Regions from separate parts of the Homo sapiens genome. Here region 2 is linked to region 1. Evidence: read pairs that join two places in POLR2A ChIA-PET (ENCODE). Cell type or tissue: PC-9. All regions are shown on one strand.

Region 1 (8,000 bases):
CACCTTCGCTTCCCAAAGTGTTGGGATTGCAGGTGTGAGCCACCGCATCCAGCCTCAGTAAATATTGCTGAGATTCACTGATCTGTACTTTGGAATGTCTTGGTGAAAGGAAGTCTATAATAACTATATATATATATATATTTTTTTTTTTTCTGAGCACCTACTATATGCCAGGCACTGTGCTAAGTGCCTTACAAACATTATCTCATTCATTCCTCTGAGCAACTGTATGGGAAAGGTGCCACCTGTTTTATAGGTGAGGAAACTGAGGCCAAGAGAGGTTTGTGAAGTTGCTCAAGGACACACAGAGACAGGATTCGAACCTCCACTTGTTTTTTTTGTTTGTTTTTTGAGACGGAGTCTCGCTCTGTCGCCCAGGCCGGACTGCGGACTGCAGTGGCGCAATCTCGGCTCACTGCAAGTTCCGCTTCCCGGGTTCACGCCATTGTCCTGCCTCAGCCTCCCGAGTAGCTGGGACTACAGGCGCCCGCCACCGCGCCTGGCTAATTTTTTGTATTTTTAGTAGAGATGGGGTTTCACCTTGTTAGCCAGGATGGTCTCGATCTCCTGACCTCATGATCCACCCGCCTCGGCCTCCCAAAGTGCTGGGATTACAGGCGTGAGCCACCGCGCCCGGCCTGTTTTTTTTTTTTTTTTAAGACGGAGTCTCACTTTACTGCCTAGGCTGGAGTGCAGTGGCCTGATCTTGGCTCACTGCAACCTCCACCTCCCAGGTTCAAGCAATTCTCCTGCCTCAGCCTCCCTAGTAGTTGGGACTACAGGTGCACACCACCACATCCGGCTAATTTTTTTTGTATTTTTATTAGAAATGGGGTTTCACCATATTGGCCAGGCTGGTCTTGAACTCCTGACCTAAGGTGATCTGTCCACCTCAGCTTCCCAAAGTGCTGGGATTACAGGCGTGAACCACCGTGCGCGGCGAACCTCCACATTTGACCTCCGGGCTAGCAGTGTCCAATAGAAATATAATACAGGGCTGGGTGCGGTGACTCATGCCTGTAATCCCAGAACTTTGGGAGGCCAGGGCGGGCAGATCGCTGAAGTCAGGAGTTCAAGATCAGCCTGGCCAACATGGTGAAACCCCATCTCTACCAAAAATACAAAAATTAGCTCGGCGTGGTAGCAGGCACCTGTAATCCCAGCTACTCGGGAAGCTGAGGCATGAGAATCGCTTGAACTCAGGAGGTGGAGGTTGCAGTAAGCTGAGATCACGCCACTGCACTCCAGCATGGGGGATAGAGCAAGACTCTGTCTCAAAAAAAAAAAAAAGAAATATAATAAGAGCCACATAAGTAATTTAAAATTTTCCATTAGCCTCACTAAAATATAGAATCAGGTGACATTAACTTTAATAACATTTTATTTAATCTGACATAAAAGGCCGGGCCTGGTGGCTCATGCCCGTGTAATCCCAGCACTTTGGGAGGCCAAAGCAGGTGGATCATCTGAGGTCCGGAGTTTGAGACCAGCCTGACCAACATGGAGAAATCCCGTCTCTACTAAAAATACAAAATTAGCCAGGCGTGGTGTTGCATGCCTGTAATCCCAGCTACTCAGGAAGGCTGAGGCAGGAGAATCGCTTGAACCCGGGAGGCGGAGGTTGCAGTGAGCCGAGATCGCGCCACTGCACTCCAGCCTGGGCAACAAGAGCGAAACTCCGTCTCAAAACAAACAAACAAACAAACAAACAAACATTGACATAAAAATGGTATCATTAAACATGAATCAATATAAAAATATGAATTAGGTATTTTACATTTTCTTTAACTATGTCTCCAAAATCTGGTACCTAGTTTATAGTTACAGCATTGCTAAATTTTCTTTTTTCTTTTCTTTTTTTTTTTTTTTTTTTTTGAGATGGAGTCTTGCTCTGTTGCCCAGACTGGAGTGCAGTGGCGCGATCTCCTCTCACTGCAAGCTCCGCCTCCCGGGTTCATGCCATTCTCCTGCCTCAGCCTCGCAAGTAGCTGGGACTACAGGCGCCCACCGCCCCGCCCGGCTAATTTGTGTGTGTGTGTGTGTGTGTGTGTGTGTGTGTGTGTATTTTTAGTAGAGACGGGGTTTCACCGTGTTAGCCAGGATGGTCTTGATCTCCTGACCTCGTGATACCCCGCCTGAGCCTCCCATAGTGCTGGGATTACAGGCATGAGCAACCGCGCCCGGCAGCATTTGCTAAATTTTCATCAGAAAAATGATCTGTATTTAGATTTCATAAAATTTGCAGTTGAAAAACTAGATTCATGTACACAAGTTGTTCCAAACATACTTAAACATTTTCCAATATCTGAATGGAGTATCACTTTTTTTTTTTTTTTTTTTTTGAGAGGGAGTCTTGCTCTGTCGCCTGGGCTGGAGTGGAACGGTGCAATCTCGGCTCACTGCAACCTCCGCCTCCCGGGTTCAAGTGATTCTCCTGCCTCAGCCTCCTGAGTAGCTGGGATTGCAGGTACCCGCCACCACGCCCAGCTAATTTTTGTATTTTTAGTAGAGACAGTGTTTCACCATGTTGGCCAGGCTGCTCTTGAGCTCCTGACCTCGTGATCTGCCCGCCTTGGCCTCCCAAAGTGCTAGGATTGCAGGCATGAGCCATGAGCCACCTTGCCTGGCTGAGTATCACTTTTTAAACTTAGAGGTACATTAATTAAAATTAAATTTAAAAAAATTTTTTTTGAGACGGAGTCTCACTCTGTCCCCCAGGCTGGAGTGCAGTGGCGTGATCTCGGCTCACTGCAAGCTCTGCCTCCTGGGTTCACGCCATTCTCCTGCCTCAGCCTCCCGAGTAGCTGGGACTACAGGCGCCCGCCACTACGCCCGGCTAATTTTTTTGTATTTTTAGTAGAGACAGGGTTTCACCGTGTTAACCAGGATGGTCTTGATCTCCTGACCTCGTGATCCGCCCGCCTCGGCCTCCCTAAGTGCTGGGATTACAGGCTTGAGCCACTGCGCCCGGCCAAATTAAATAAAATTTAAAGTGCAGCTCCTCAGCAGCATTAGGCACATGTCAAGGGCTCAACAGCCACACATGGCAGTGGTCTCCATGTTGGAAGGAACAGCTCCTAGCTGCACGGCCTCGTCTGGCATGAGGGTTGGATGGGTGGGAGAGGGAGGCTGGAGTCCAAGAGGCTGGTGGGAGGAATCTGTAGGGGACTAGGGACCAGCTATGGGAGGAAAGGTTAGGGAAACAGACAGGCAGGCCTAGGCCCACCTACAAATGAGGCAGGATCCCCAGCCATGACTCCTACCAAGCTGCACAGGTCTGGCCCACTCGCTCGCAAGGGGAGTGCCCTGTGGTGGGCTCTTCCCACTAAGGAAGTGATGGCCCTCAAACTCTTGGGTAGAGCTCCTGTCCCCTCCTATACTACTACAAAGGGATCTGGGGGTGGTGCATGAGGCTGGATCTGAGCAGGCTCCAGCTCTGTGGGTGGAGTGATCTTCCTCTTATCTCTCCCATCTGTGGGCAGCTGGGGAGTGTGGTGGTTAAGTACATGGCCCTGGTTAAACAACTCTGAAGTCAGATACACCTGGGTTCCAACCCAGCTCAGCCAATTCCTTGCTGTGTGACCTTGGATAAGTCAAGTATCCTCTCTGAGCCTCAGTTTCCTCATCTGGAAAATGAAAACAAATCATGAAATATTGTAAGACTCTAATTTCTAGAGAGTGCCCAGCTCAATCAATCAAATGATCAATTAACAATCGCTGTTCTTCCCACGTAATGTCCTTTTCCTGTTAAAAACAGGAAAGTAAGCCTGGCGTGATGGCCCGCACCTATAATCCCAGCTATAAATATTTGGGAGACTGAGGCAGGAGGATCACTTGAGCCCAGGAGTTTGAATCCAGCCTGGGCAATATAGCGAGACCCCATCTCTACAAAAACATTAAAAACTTAAAAATTATTTCAAAATAGGAAAGTAGATTGGAGAATGTTGGTGATTATTGGAAAGGAGATAGCAGAGATGAGCTGAAGAGGGAGGGAGTTAATTCCCATGGCTGAGGGTTCCCTTCTAGGGCTCCCCCACATCTCCTGCTGGGGATCCTGCCTCATTTTTAGGTGGGCCCAGGCCTGCCTCTGTTTCCCCACCCTTCCCTGCCATAGACTTGGTTAATCAGCAGGTTGGGGAGGGGGACCTGCTGCTCCCAGAGGCCGTAGGTGCTGGAGCACGAGGTAAGAATGGCCAAGAGCTGGCTGGGCGCAGTGTCTCACGCCTGTAATCCCAGCACTTTGGGAGGCCGAGGTGGGCAGATCACCTGAGGTCGGGAGTTTGAGACCAGCCTGACCAACATGGAAAAACCCCATCTCTGCTAAAAATACAAAATTAGCCGGGAATGGTGGCACATGCCTGTAATCCCAGCTACTCAGGAGGCTGAGGCAGGAGAATCGCTTGAACCCGAGTGGCGGAGGTTGCGGTGAGCCGAGATCATGCCTTTGGACTCCAGCCTGGGCAACAAGAGTAAGACTCGGTCTAAAAAAAGAAAAAAAAAGAATGGCCAAGAGCCATCTTCTAGAAATGGGGAGAATGACTCAAACTGAATCAGGAGCAGGTGAGGTCACCCTGGGTACCTGGAGTTACTCAGAGTGACACTAGTACACGCCTGGCAGGAGTGATGGATGAGCTAGGCTCCAGGAAAGCAGGTGGGGCTGGAAACCACCCAAGACAAGGAAATTGTTGGGTTTGAAATTCCAGGTAAGCAGAGTATGGCCTGAGAGCAGCGGCAGAGGCTGAAAGTGGGCTTGGTCTCGGTATTTTTGAGGCTGAGGTAGCTCCAACTCTCTCCCTCTGAGTCAGCACCCCACTTAAGACAGAAATACTGAGATCTGCGACCCCAGCCTCCCCCACAGCAACTCCACAGTCCCCAAACCTTTGCTCCGCTGGGTCCTCCCAAGTATGGTAGCTGACACAGCCCTGAGCAGCCCACTGTCCTCTGCCCTGCCAAGTCTTCTCACTCTTGTCACTTTGTCCTACATCATTTCTTTGTCTGGCACCCCTCCTAGAATTGGTGCCCCAGAGGTGGGAAAAACCTACCCTGCTCACTGCTCTATCTCCTGGGCTTAGCTCAGACTCTGGCATACGTGAGTGCTTAGTAGAAACTTGATGGGGTATTAAAATTGAGACCTGGGTGGGTTCTCACATTAAATTTCTAACACTCCTTAGGTGGCTTGGGCCCACCCCTCTGAGCCCTGTTTCCACATCTGTAAAGTAGCAAACCATCGCCATGAAGAACAGGGAAGAACCAGGTCAGCAGGCAGGGCGGATGAAGCATCCAGCCAGTTCTAGGAAGTTTCCGATGGCTAATCCTTCAGATGCAGCTTGTAAGCAGGTCAAATACAGAATAGGAAACTGAGGCGCAACGAAGTCATGCTTAGAAGTCTGTCCAGGGAGACCAGTCAAGGCCTCCCCCACACCCTGCAAGCCCTTCTAGGAGCTCTGGTTAAGTCACTCTCGTTCAATCTCCCTGAGAGGTACCATCCACAGGTCCTGAAGTGTGTGGCCTGTCCCTGCTGTGTGAGGTGGCCCTCCCCATTCTGCTTCCTCTTTGAGGTGGCCTGGCTCCTGGTGGTAGGCAAGTGCTAGAAGACAGCAGAGATGGCTGCCTCTGGTGTTGGGAGCTGGAGTCAAAGAGCCAGAGGGGTGTGTGTGTGTGTGTGTGTGTGTGTGTGTGTGTGTATGTTCATTATCCATAAGTACCCACTTGGCCCTCACTATACTCCAAGAGGGAGGCAGTCCAGCCTAGTGGTGAGATGGTGAGATGCTCCCACTATGGAGTCAGGCTGGAGTTGGCCTTGGGGCAGTCCTTCCTTTTTTTTTTTTTTTTTTTTTTTTTTTGAGACGTAGTCTTGCTCTGTAGCCCAGGCTGGAGTGCAATGGCGTGATCTTGGCTCACTGCAACCTCTGCCTCTCGGGTCCCGGTTCAAGCAATTCTCCTGCCTCAGCCTCCCAAGTAGCTTGGACTACAGGCGCCCACCACCACACCCAGCTAATTTTTGTATTTTTAGTAGAGATGGGGTTTCACCATGTTGGCCAGGCTGGTCTCGAACTCCTGACCTCAGGTGATCTGCCCGCCTTGGCCTCCCAAAGTGCTGGGAGTACAGGCCTGAGCCACCGCGCCCGGCCTGGGGCAGTCCTTCCTAAGCCCCAGTCTCCTACCTAAAAAAGATGGTTGTGAGGGTGTGGCATGCTCAGCACTCAGCACAGAGCCTTACTCACCATTAACACTCAACAAACAGCATGTGTTGTTAGTTTTTGTTTTGAGACAGTCTCACTCTGTAGCCCAGGCTAGAGTGCAATCATGGATCACTGCAGCCTTGATCTCCTGGGCTCAAGTGATCCTCCCACCTCAGTCTCCCAAAGAGCTGGGATTACAGGCATAAGCCACCTTGCCCCGCCAGTTTTTAGCCTGTCAGCTCTTTGAGGGACACTTGTTATGGTCATACCCACAGCTTTGACCCTTACCAGGTGGTCAGGTGGATGAATGAATGAGTAGAAAGAAGGAAGAGAAGGCAGGAGGGAGAAGAGGAAGAATGAAGGAAGGGTTGAGTTTGTTCTGGAAGCTCCCAGCTTCCATCCGCACCACACTCTCCCTCTGTCCCCAGGACACCAGGGAACTGACTCAAGGCTCTCCTCTTACCAGGTGCTGTGTGGGGTCCAGGGAGAAGAGCCCATTTGAAATGGGGCACTGGTCTAAACTCTGGACCTGCTGCTCACTATTGACTGAACTTAGCCACTTAAATATTCTCCTCTATAAAATGGGAGTGACCATAGCAACTACCTCGCTGAATTGTAGGGAGACCCAAAAAATGTATATGAATACATTTGTCAACTAAAGAGTGTTAGGGATTATCTCAGTGGAGGGATAGGCAGTGCAGGCTCTGGAACCAGACTTCTTGTGTTCACATCCCTGCTCCACTGCTTGGAGACCTTTGGCAAGGTCCTTAACTCCTCTGGACCTCAGTTTTCTCATCTGTAAAACAGGGATTATACTAGTTCCTACCTCACAGAGTTGTGAAGATTAAATGAGATAATGCATGAAAGGCTTTTCAATAAGAGCAGGGCACACATTAGGCATGATGTCCATGATCAAGTGCCTAATATGTGCCTGCTCTCAGGAAGGATGCTGTGAACTACTTCACACTAAAGTGTAAATGAATGATAAGATCTACTATGCTCCACTCATGCCTGTAATCCTAGCACTTTGGGAGGCCGAAGCAAGTGGATCACCTGAGGTCAGGAGTTCGAGACCAGCCTGGCTAACATGGCAAAACTCTGTCTCTACTAAAATACAAAAGTTAGCCAGGTGGGGTGGCACATGCCTGTAATCCTAGCTATTCAGGAGGCTGAGGCAGAACTGCTTGAACCCAGGGGGTGGAGGTTGCAGTGGGCCGTGATTGTGCCACTTCATTCTGGCCTGGGCGACAAGAGTGAAACTCTGTCTCAAAAAAAAAAAGAAATGATCTACTATACTCTCTCTCAGAGGCATATGAATCGTAACAGGAATTAAAGGAGTGAAACCCCATCTAATTATGGGATTTTAAAAAGTAAGGCATACAGGGGTAGGTAAGGTCCTTCCTAGGGTCCCTCAAAATCACGCCTGCTGCCCACTGCACAAATCCTGCCTGGTCCCAGAGAGGGACCACACACAGAGGAAGGGAGAACATAGTGCCAGTCCCTGAGGAAGCTCCCCTCTGCTGGAGAAACGAGAGGCAACTGGATCCCCCAATACTGCATCACTCCAGCTAAACATGGAGGGCCTTCGGAGGCATGGCAGGCAGTCGCCCGGGCTACAGCAACCAGAAGGGCTTCAAGGACCCTCCAGGGAGCAACAGGAGCCAGGGTGAGGGGGTGGGGAGGGGGATGGGCACTGGATGTGATGAGGACTGACTTGGGACGACTGACATGGGACCAGCGAGGAAGGGGTGGGCACTCTCCCAGGGCAAGACCCTCACTTTCCAATCCGTTTCCCCCTGACTGGCACCTGTAGTACAA
Region 2 (8,000 bases), 460 kb after region 1:
ATCTGACTTAAATGCTCTGATTAAGTTGAATGTTTGAATTGTATCTATTAGAACAGTATCCTAAGCAGCAAGCCCAAGTCTGTTATTTTCAGGCCTTCTTCTGGTTCTAGGGTATGTAATAAGACTTCAGTGTTTGAAATGTCTGAAGTTGTCTCCAAACAGAGATTACACTAGCCCTTATGTGTTTGGGGATTCTGTGCTAATTGCATAATTGTAATGTTTAGCAGCCATCTGAAATGTAAACTTAATGCCAAATTTCTTATAATTGCTTCCATGGAAGGTAACCCAGGGTTCAGAAAAAAAATAACTTATTTGGACTTCTAATCCCTGCCGACTCTGAGATATCAAGACATGTAGTTATTATGTACTGAATTGGGGAGGTGACTAATTTATGATCTCTATCTAGAAGTTTGGTAAACACTTAGTGGTAGGTTGCTAGGCATGAATTTAGTCTCTTTGAAATTTGGAAATATAAATGTAATTCTGAACCTAACAATGAAACTGTCTGGGCCTTTTCAGCCTAACTCTGGAAATGTGACCAAAACCAGCTAAAAATATAAACTAAAAATATAACGAAAAAGTTAGGGACTATGTGCAGGGCAGAGGTGCTGATTTTTAACTCTGGTTGCTTCCACTTGCTGCTTTTAGTCCATGTTTAGTGCCTGTGTTTTGCTTCCTCATTCCCCATTGCACTCCTTCTCTGTTGCCATGGGTTTCCCAAGCTGGCATTATGGTCTTCCAGAATCCACTGTTGTGTTGTTTGCAGATATTTCAGGGATCACACAATGTCTATACGAATGTTATAGATACTTAATGCATTCTTGGAGGATTAAGAATATATTCTGAACCAGAAAAGTAAGGAGTAGTGCATTTTTAAAAACTCTGAGTTTTTGTTGGTTTTCTTTTCTTTTCGTTGTTTTAAAAAATATGTTAAAGAATGTATAGTGCTTGTTATGATGAGGTAATAAGGACTGTTCTTGTTACAGATAATTTTGTTGCTTTTGCACTTCGCTGCAGTGCCTGTTATGCCTGCTATTGGTAATACAAAAATTATTTTGGAAACACATAAAAACATAGAAATAGGTCAGGCACGGTGGCTTATGCCTGTAATCCCAACACTTTGGGAAGCTGAGGCAGGAGGATCGCTTGAGCCCTTGAGCCCAGTCAGGGTAACACAGGGAGACCTCGTCTCTACCAAAAAAAGAAAGGAAAAAAATAAAAAAGCTAGATGTGGTGACGTACGCCTGTGGTCCCAGCTATTCTGGAGGCAGAGTGGGAGGATCACTTGAGCCTGGGAGGTCGCAGCTGCAGTGAGCCATGATCATGCCACTGGCTTGACAGAACGAGATCCTGTCTCAGAAAAAAACAAAACCAAACCAAACCATGGAAGTGTAATATGGCCAAATATTTAATTTAAAATATTTTAGTAGCCGTATTTTAAAAAGTGGAAAGAAACAAGTAAAATTAATTTGAATAATATATTTTATTTAACATAATATAAAAATATTTCACTATTCAATATAAAAATTAATGAGTTACATCCTTTTTTTCATACTTAATCTTCAAGAGTCTTACGACAACCATCTTTTTTTTTTTTTGAGACGGAGTCTTGCTCTGTCGCCCAGGCTGGAGTGCAATGGCACGATCTCAGCTCACTGCAACCTCTGCCTCCCGGGTTCAAGTGATTCTCCTGCCTCAGCCACCTGAGTAGCTGGGACTACAGGTGCCCGCCACCACGCCCAGCTAATTTTTGTATTTTTAGTAGAGATGCGGTTTCACCAGGTTGGCCAGTCTGTTCTTGAACTCCTGACTTCAGGTGATCCGCCCGCCTTGGCCTCCCGAAGTGCTGGGATTACAGGCGTGTGCCACCGCACCGGCCAACCGTCTTAATTATCGTTAGATTAGACACATTTTAAGTGCTCAGTAGAGCGTGTAACTGTCATATTGAACAGTGTAGTTCTGCATTTTGTTATCTTTTCCCCATCAGATCGATTAACAAGGAGTGATAAGTAATAACTTTTTTCCTGTCTAGTGAACTATCCAAAGTGAATGTCAAGGAGATATAATGGCTGGGCGAGGTGGCTCATGCCTGTAATCCTGGTGGTTTGAGAAGCCTAGAGGGGAGAATCATTTGAACCCAGGAGTTTGAGACCAGCCTAGGCAACATAGCAAGACCCTGTCTCTACAAATAATAAATTTTAAAAAGGAGATATAAGGAGTCTGGTTAATTCATTCTCTGAAGAAATACTTCATTGTTTAAAAAAAAAAAGATAAACTCTAAGGGAAGGACATCCTGATCCATGTTTGTTACAGTCTCAAGAAAATAATTATAATTTGAAACCTGTTCTTTCCTTGACAGTGGTATTACTTTAAGGAAACAGGTAAACTTTCCATCTGAGGATTAAGATGTTAGAGTCATTTAGCTTCTCTAGAATTTGCCACACAGCATCCTAAATTGGGATGAAAAGCACTCACTATTCCACACTATCAAATAGCTGTAAAACTTGAGAATGTTGGATTATGATGGCTCACGCCTATAATCCGAACACTTTGGGAGGCCAAGGTGGGAGGATTGTTTGAGCCCAGGAGTTCAAGACCAGTCTGGGCAACAGCAACATGGTGAAATCTCATCTCTCCCAATAATTGAAAAAAAAAATGTTGTTTTTTTTTTGCCAGTCATGGTGGCACATGTATGTGGTCTCAGCTACTTGGGAGACTGAGGTGGGAGGATTGCTTGAGCCCTGGAGGACAAGGCTACAGTGAGCCGTAATCATGCCACGGCACTTCATCCTGGACGACTGAGTGAAAAACCTTGCCTCTAAAATCAAAAACCAACTTGAGAATGGTGACATGGGCAGAGATTTTAAATGAGTGATTTATTTTTCTCCAACCTGACTGATAGGAGCTTTTCTTCTAAGGTATAAGGTATTTACTAGAGTGTGAAGCTATTTATATGCAATTATATAATGCAAAGAATATAATTTTATTAGCTTATAATTACAAAATAAATACAACACATTAGGTTGATCAAATTAAATGTTCTGCCTTTTTTGGCCTATTATAGGGACTTGTGTTTGTAAGGACTGCTTTCTATGTCTTGGTGATAGATAAGGATTAAAAGTTAGGTTCTTAAAGGGGGTTAGGATGGCCATATAAGTCACCTCTAAATTGCAGTGCCTTTTGAGTGAAAGAGAGTGCTGACAATAAATATGTTACAGGAGCAGGTGTTAAGCTGGACTATCCCAGGCAAATTGGGACATATGGTCACCCTAGTTAAAGGGTGCTGTTGTAGCTTTGCTACCTTCTTTTTTTTAAATGAGACGGAGTCTTGCTCTGTTGCCCAGGCTGGAGTGCAGTGGCGTGATCTCAGCTCACTGCAGCCTCCGCCTCCCAGGTTCAAGTGATTCTCCTGCCTCAGCCTCCCAAGTAGCTGGGACTACAGGCGTGTGCTACCATGTCCAGCTAATTTTTGTACTTTTTTTTTTTTTTTTCAGTAGAGGCAGGGTTTCACCATGTTGACTGGGCTGGTCTTGAACTCCTGACTTCAGGTGATCCGCCTGCTTTGACTTGGCCTCCCGAAGTGCTGGGATTACAGGTGTGAGCCACTGTGCCCAGCCTTTGCTACCTTCTTTTTGGAGAATCCTGGTAGGCTGTAGGAAGTGAAGTCACAGAATTCATCAGTGTAAAGTTCCTGATCTGTGAGTGAGGTCTCCTTCATCTCAGAGCTTAGAACACTTTTTATTCAGGGAACACTGAACTGGAGAGATTAAGAGGGAAAAGGTAAATAATTTTAATTTAACAGACGAACAGTTTCTCCCATATCTGCAAGAAGGTTTTACGTGCATGAATACCAATGTGACTGAAGGATGTTTCCTTTTAATTGTGTAATATTATTATTTTTAAATTCTAGATTAAGATAATAAAATAGGTACAAAACTGAGCTCTGAGAAAACTTTGTTGCAAGGCATTGATTACAAATTTGATTTTTAAGAGCGTTGTTCAGTACGCTTATTTAGGCTTCTTGTTAACCATCTTTGAGGGAGATATCCTAGCATTTATGTGGATGGGTGTCTAACTGCATGATCCAGTAGGCTTTTACATTTTCAAGAAGTAGGTATGTGACGACACAGATATGCATCATTTGGAGGAGATACTGATTTTTTTCAGACTTTGAAGTCTATATTTAATAAAATTGACCTTTTTTTGATGTACGTGTCTATGAATTTACATAGATTTGTGTAACCACCTTCACAATCAGAATGCAGAACAGTTTCATTGCCCCTAAATTTCTCTTGTGCTGCCCATTTGAATTCAGTTCTTCCTCTCATCCCTAACCCCCCTGACAACCTTTCATTTGTTCTGTTTCTATACTTTTGCCTTTTGCAGATTGTCATATAAATGAAATCAAATAGTTTATAACATTTATGTTGCTTATTTAGCTTAGATTAGCTTATTTCACTCAGCACAATGCCTTTGAGGTTCATCCATGTTATTGCATGTTTCAATAGTTTGATATTTTAATTCATTTTTATTTTTTATTTTATTTTTTTGGAGACAGAGTTTTGCTCTGTTGCCCAGGCTGGAATGCAGTGGCATGATCTCGGCTCACTGCAATCTCCATCTCCTGGGTTCAAGCGTTTTTCCTGCCTCAGCCTCCCGAGTAGCTGGGATTACAGGCACACGCCACCATACCTGGCTAATTTTTTTATATTTTTGGTAGAGATGGGGTTTCACCATGTTGGCCAGGCTGGCCTCGAACTCCTGACCTCAAGTGATCCACCTGCCTCGGACTCCTAAAGTCCTGGGATTATAGGTATGAGCCACCGCACCCAGCCTCAAATGGTTTTTTTTTCTCTAACATCTTCTTCTTCTTCTTTTTTTTTTTTTTTTTTTTTTTTTTTTTTGAGACAGAGTCTCATTCTGTTTCCCCGGGCTAGAATGCAGTGGCATGATCTTGACTCACTGCAACCTCTGCCTCCTGGGTTCAAGTGATTTTCGTGCCTCAGCCTCCTGAGTAGCTGGGACTACAGGCATGCACCACAATGCCTGGCTAATTTTTGTATTTTTTGGTAGAGACGGGGTTTCACCATGTTGGCCAGGCTGGTCTCAAACTCCTGGCCTCAAGTGATCCGCCCACCTTGGCCTCCCAAAGTGCTGGGATTACGGGTGTGAGCCGCTGCACTCCACCTCTTTCTCTTCTTAATGATGTTGTTGTTGCACAGGTTCCCGAGGGTCTGGCTTCCTTTGAGACATTGTTATTAATCCCTCAGTGTCATTCCTTTGAGACATTGTTATTAATCCCTCAGTGTCATTCATTCAGATGCCACTGTGAACATTCTTGTGCAGGCCTGCTTGGGTACATGTGACAGACTTTCTTTTTTTTTTTTCCTGAGACAGAGTCTGGCTCTGTCGCCCAGGCTGGAGTGCAGTGGTGCCATCTCGGCTCACTGCAGCCTCCACCTCCTGGGTTAAAGTGATTCTACTGCCTCAGCATCCCGAGTAGCTAGGACTACAGGCACCCGCCACCACGCTGAGCCAATTTTTTGTATTTTTAATAGAGACGGGGTTTCACCATGTTAGCCAGGATGGTCTCGATCTCCTGACTTCGTGATCCACCCCCCTAGGCCTCCCAAAGTGCTGGGATTACAGGTGTGAGCCACCATGCCCGGCCGCACATTTATATCTTTAATTCATTTGTCTATTTGAAGTCAACCCTTAGGAGATAATACTTTTCACGCATTATCTCAGAGAAGATCAGTCTGCTGAGGACATAAGTGACAGGTCCAGATTTTTTTTTTTTTTTTTAATACTAGAGACAGGGTTTCACCATGTTGGTCAGGCTGGTCTTGAACTCCTGGCCTCAAGTGATCTGCCTGCCTCGGCCTCCCAGTGTGCTGGGATTACAGGCATGAGGCACCACGCCCACCCTCCAAATGTTTTTTTGAATGGGCAAAATAATCCACAGTAAATATAGAATGTGCTTTATGTCTAAATGCTAAGAACATATAGGCATTAATGACGTTGAAAACATTCTTTTCTTAGTACTGTATTGATAAATGTGTGGCTAGCTTTTTGGTGGCAGTAATAAACATGAATAGCAACAAAGCAACAACAAAACTGAGGGCACATTTGGAAGACAAAGAGATATGAAGGACAATATGGGATCTGGTGTTAGTTTTGTTTTGGGTTTTGCCTGCTGCATGGGTCACAGGAAACATTTAGTTACAGAACTGGAGACCTATTAAAATCCTCTCATTTGTAGGCCTGTGGTGTGTGTTTCTTATAGCAGAGCAATGGCTGCTGTGTGACTGTAAGTTTGGAATTTATGGTAATAGAAGCTTTAAATATCCCAAACATTACAGTAAAGGTGGAAGGAGCCCTTCTTAAAGAAGCAAGGTCAAATATTCATTTTGAAGTTGAAATGAATCAACAGGCAGTCTCTGAAGAATGCCATTTCCAAGTTCAGAGAAGATGCAGTTATGCCATCATAACATCATAACAGTCTGCTGGTTTCTGCATGACATGTGGATATAAAACACCATCTTTTCTATTGAGAGGCCCTAATTTAAAGCAAGAAAGTTCAGTGGTTGTGGTGACTTTTTAAAAAGTTGCTTCAAACATTATAGGGTGAAGAATTTTTCTTTCTTGGAGGATACCAGTTAACCTTAGACCTCTTAGATTTGTATTGTTTACATATATCGCTAATGAAATAATTTTTTTCTCACAGTTTAAAGTGATCTGTGAGCATGATTATCTTCCCTAAAATAAGTAACACCCAAAATAAGAATATATGATGTAAAAATTTTAAATGAGTTAATACCAGCAGCAAAAATATTACTTGACATTCCATCATATTAATACATTAAGTTCTAGTTACCAAGAACCCTTTATATTTACTCGTTGTTACATTGTACAATATAGTTTATAAACTGCTTGTTCATTTATCAAATTTCATTCAACATTCCCAGAAATGTCTTGTGCAGTAGGTGGTATTCATTTTTAGTGTATTAGGAATCTGAGGCTGAGAGAGATTATGATATTAATAGTTACAGTTTATTGAGAACCTATTAAGTACCTGGCACCTTAACTTGCATCATTTCATTTAATACTGAAAACCACATAATGGGCCGGGCGTAATGGCTTATGCCTGTAGTCCCAGAACTTTGAGAGGCTGAGGCTGGTAGATCGCTTGAGCCCAGAAGTTTGAGACCAACCTGGGCAACATGGCAAAATCCTGTCTCTATAAAAAATACAAAATACTAGCTGGGTGTGGTGGTGGCATGCGCTTCTGGACCCAGCTACTTGGGAGGATGATGTGGGAGGATTACCGGAGCCTGGGAGATTGAGATTGCAGTGATCTGTGATCACGCCACTGCACTCTAGCCTGGGTGACAGAGCAAGAAGACTTTGTCCAAAAAAAACAAAAAAACAAAACACACACACACACAAACCCACACTATGAAGTAAGTACTGTTTTCAGCCATATTTCCCAGATGAGGAAACTGAGGTTTAGAGTGATTAAGTAACTTACCCTAGATTATATTGCAAGTAGCAATTGTTATATGGTAAGTAGCAGAGTAGGCAGAGCCACCACTAGCTATGAGAGACTTCTGTTTGAATTAGGAAAGTTACCCCCTGTGGTGAACCAATGAGGAAGCCAAACTTCCTCTGGCCTGGCACACCACCCGAAGCAGTAACTTGGGGACCTGTGCTTAGATGCCACTTATTTCAGCATCTGTGAGCTGAACATGGGCAGAATTTCAGCCTTATTTTGCTTCCTTGATGCCTTTGTACTGTGCACAAACTGAGCCACCCTTACCCAAAGGTCTTAAAGCCCAGATTTCAATCCAGGTCTATTTGAGTCCGGAGCTTATATTCTGTTTAATAGCATGCTGCCAATTAATGGCAAAGTTAAGACTTCAGCCAGATTTTCTGATCATCAGTATTTTCCTCCTTCTATTATGTATCATGCAGGTTGGTTGAATTACAGATGACACTGG

Evidence for each region. Peaks named below come from ENCODE experiments on the same cell type or tissue, not always from the same donor. Only the 100,000 strongest peaks of a DNase experiment are listed, where the experiment ranks them.
Region 2: POLR2A ChIA-PET joins it to region 1 with 5 read pairs; 2 of 35 experiments call an interaction of 5 or more read pairs at or near these places.

The regions. Positions count from the first base shown.
Region 1 is chr10:72,287,777-72,295,776 of GRCh38, forward strand. No RefSeq gene overlaps it. Among named protein-coding and RNA genes, the nearest start is that of DDIT4, 18 kb to the left of the region's middle. RefSeq lists an enhancer at 4,462-4,601 and a silencer at 4,802-4,851. In PC-9, no CTCF peak of the experiment used is centred here; DNase peaks (open chromatin) are centred at 3,475 and 4,615; H3K4me3 peaks cover 354 bases; H3K27ac peaks cover 3,208 bases.
Region 2 is chr10:72,746,468-72,754,467 of GRCh38, forward strand. The region is part of intron 1 of MCU (mitochondrial calcium uniporter); the gene reads left to right. It overlaps LOC124902450 (a long non-coding RNA gene), which reads left to right and starts at 5,127. Exons shown (of 2, transcript XR_007062189.1): 1 at 5,127-8,000. In PC-9, no CTCF peak of the experiment used is centred here; DNase peaks (open chromatin) are centred at 384 and 694; H3K27ac peaks cover 1,228 bases.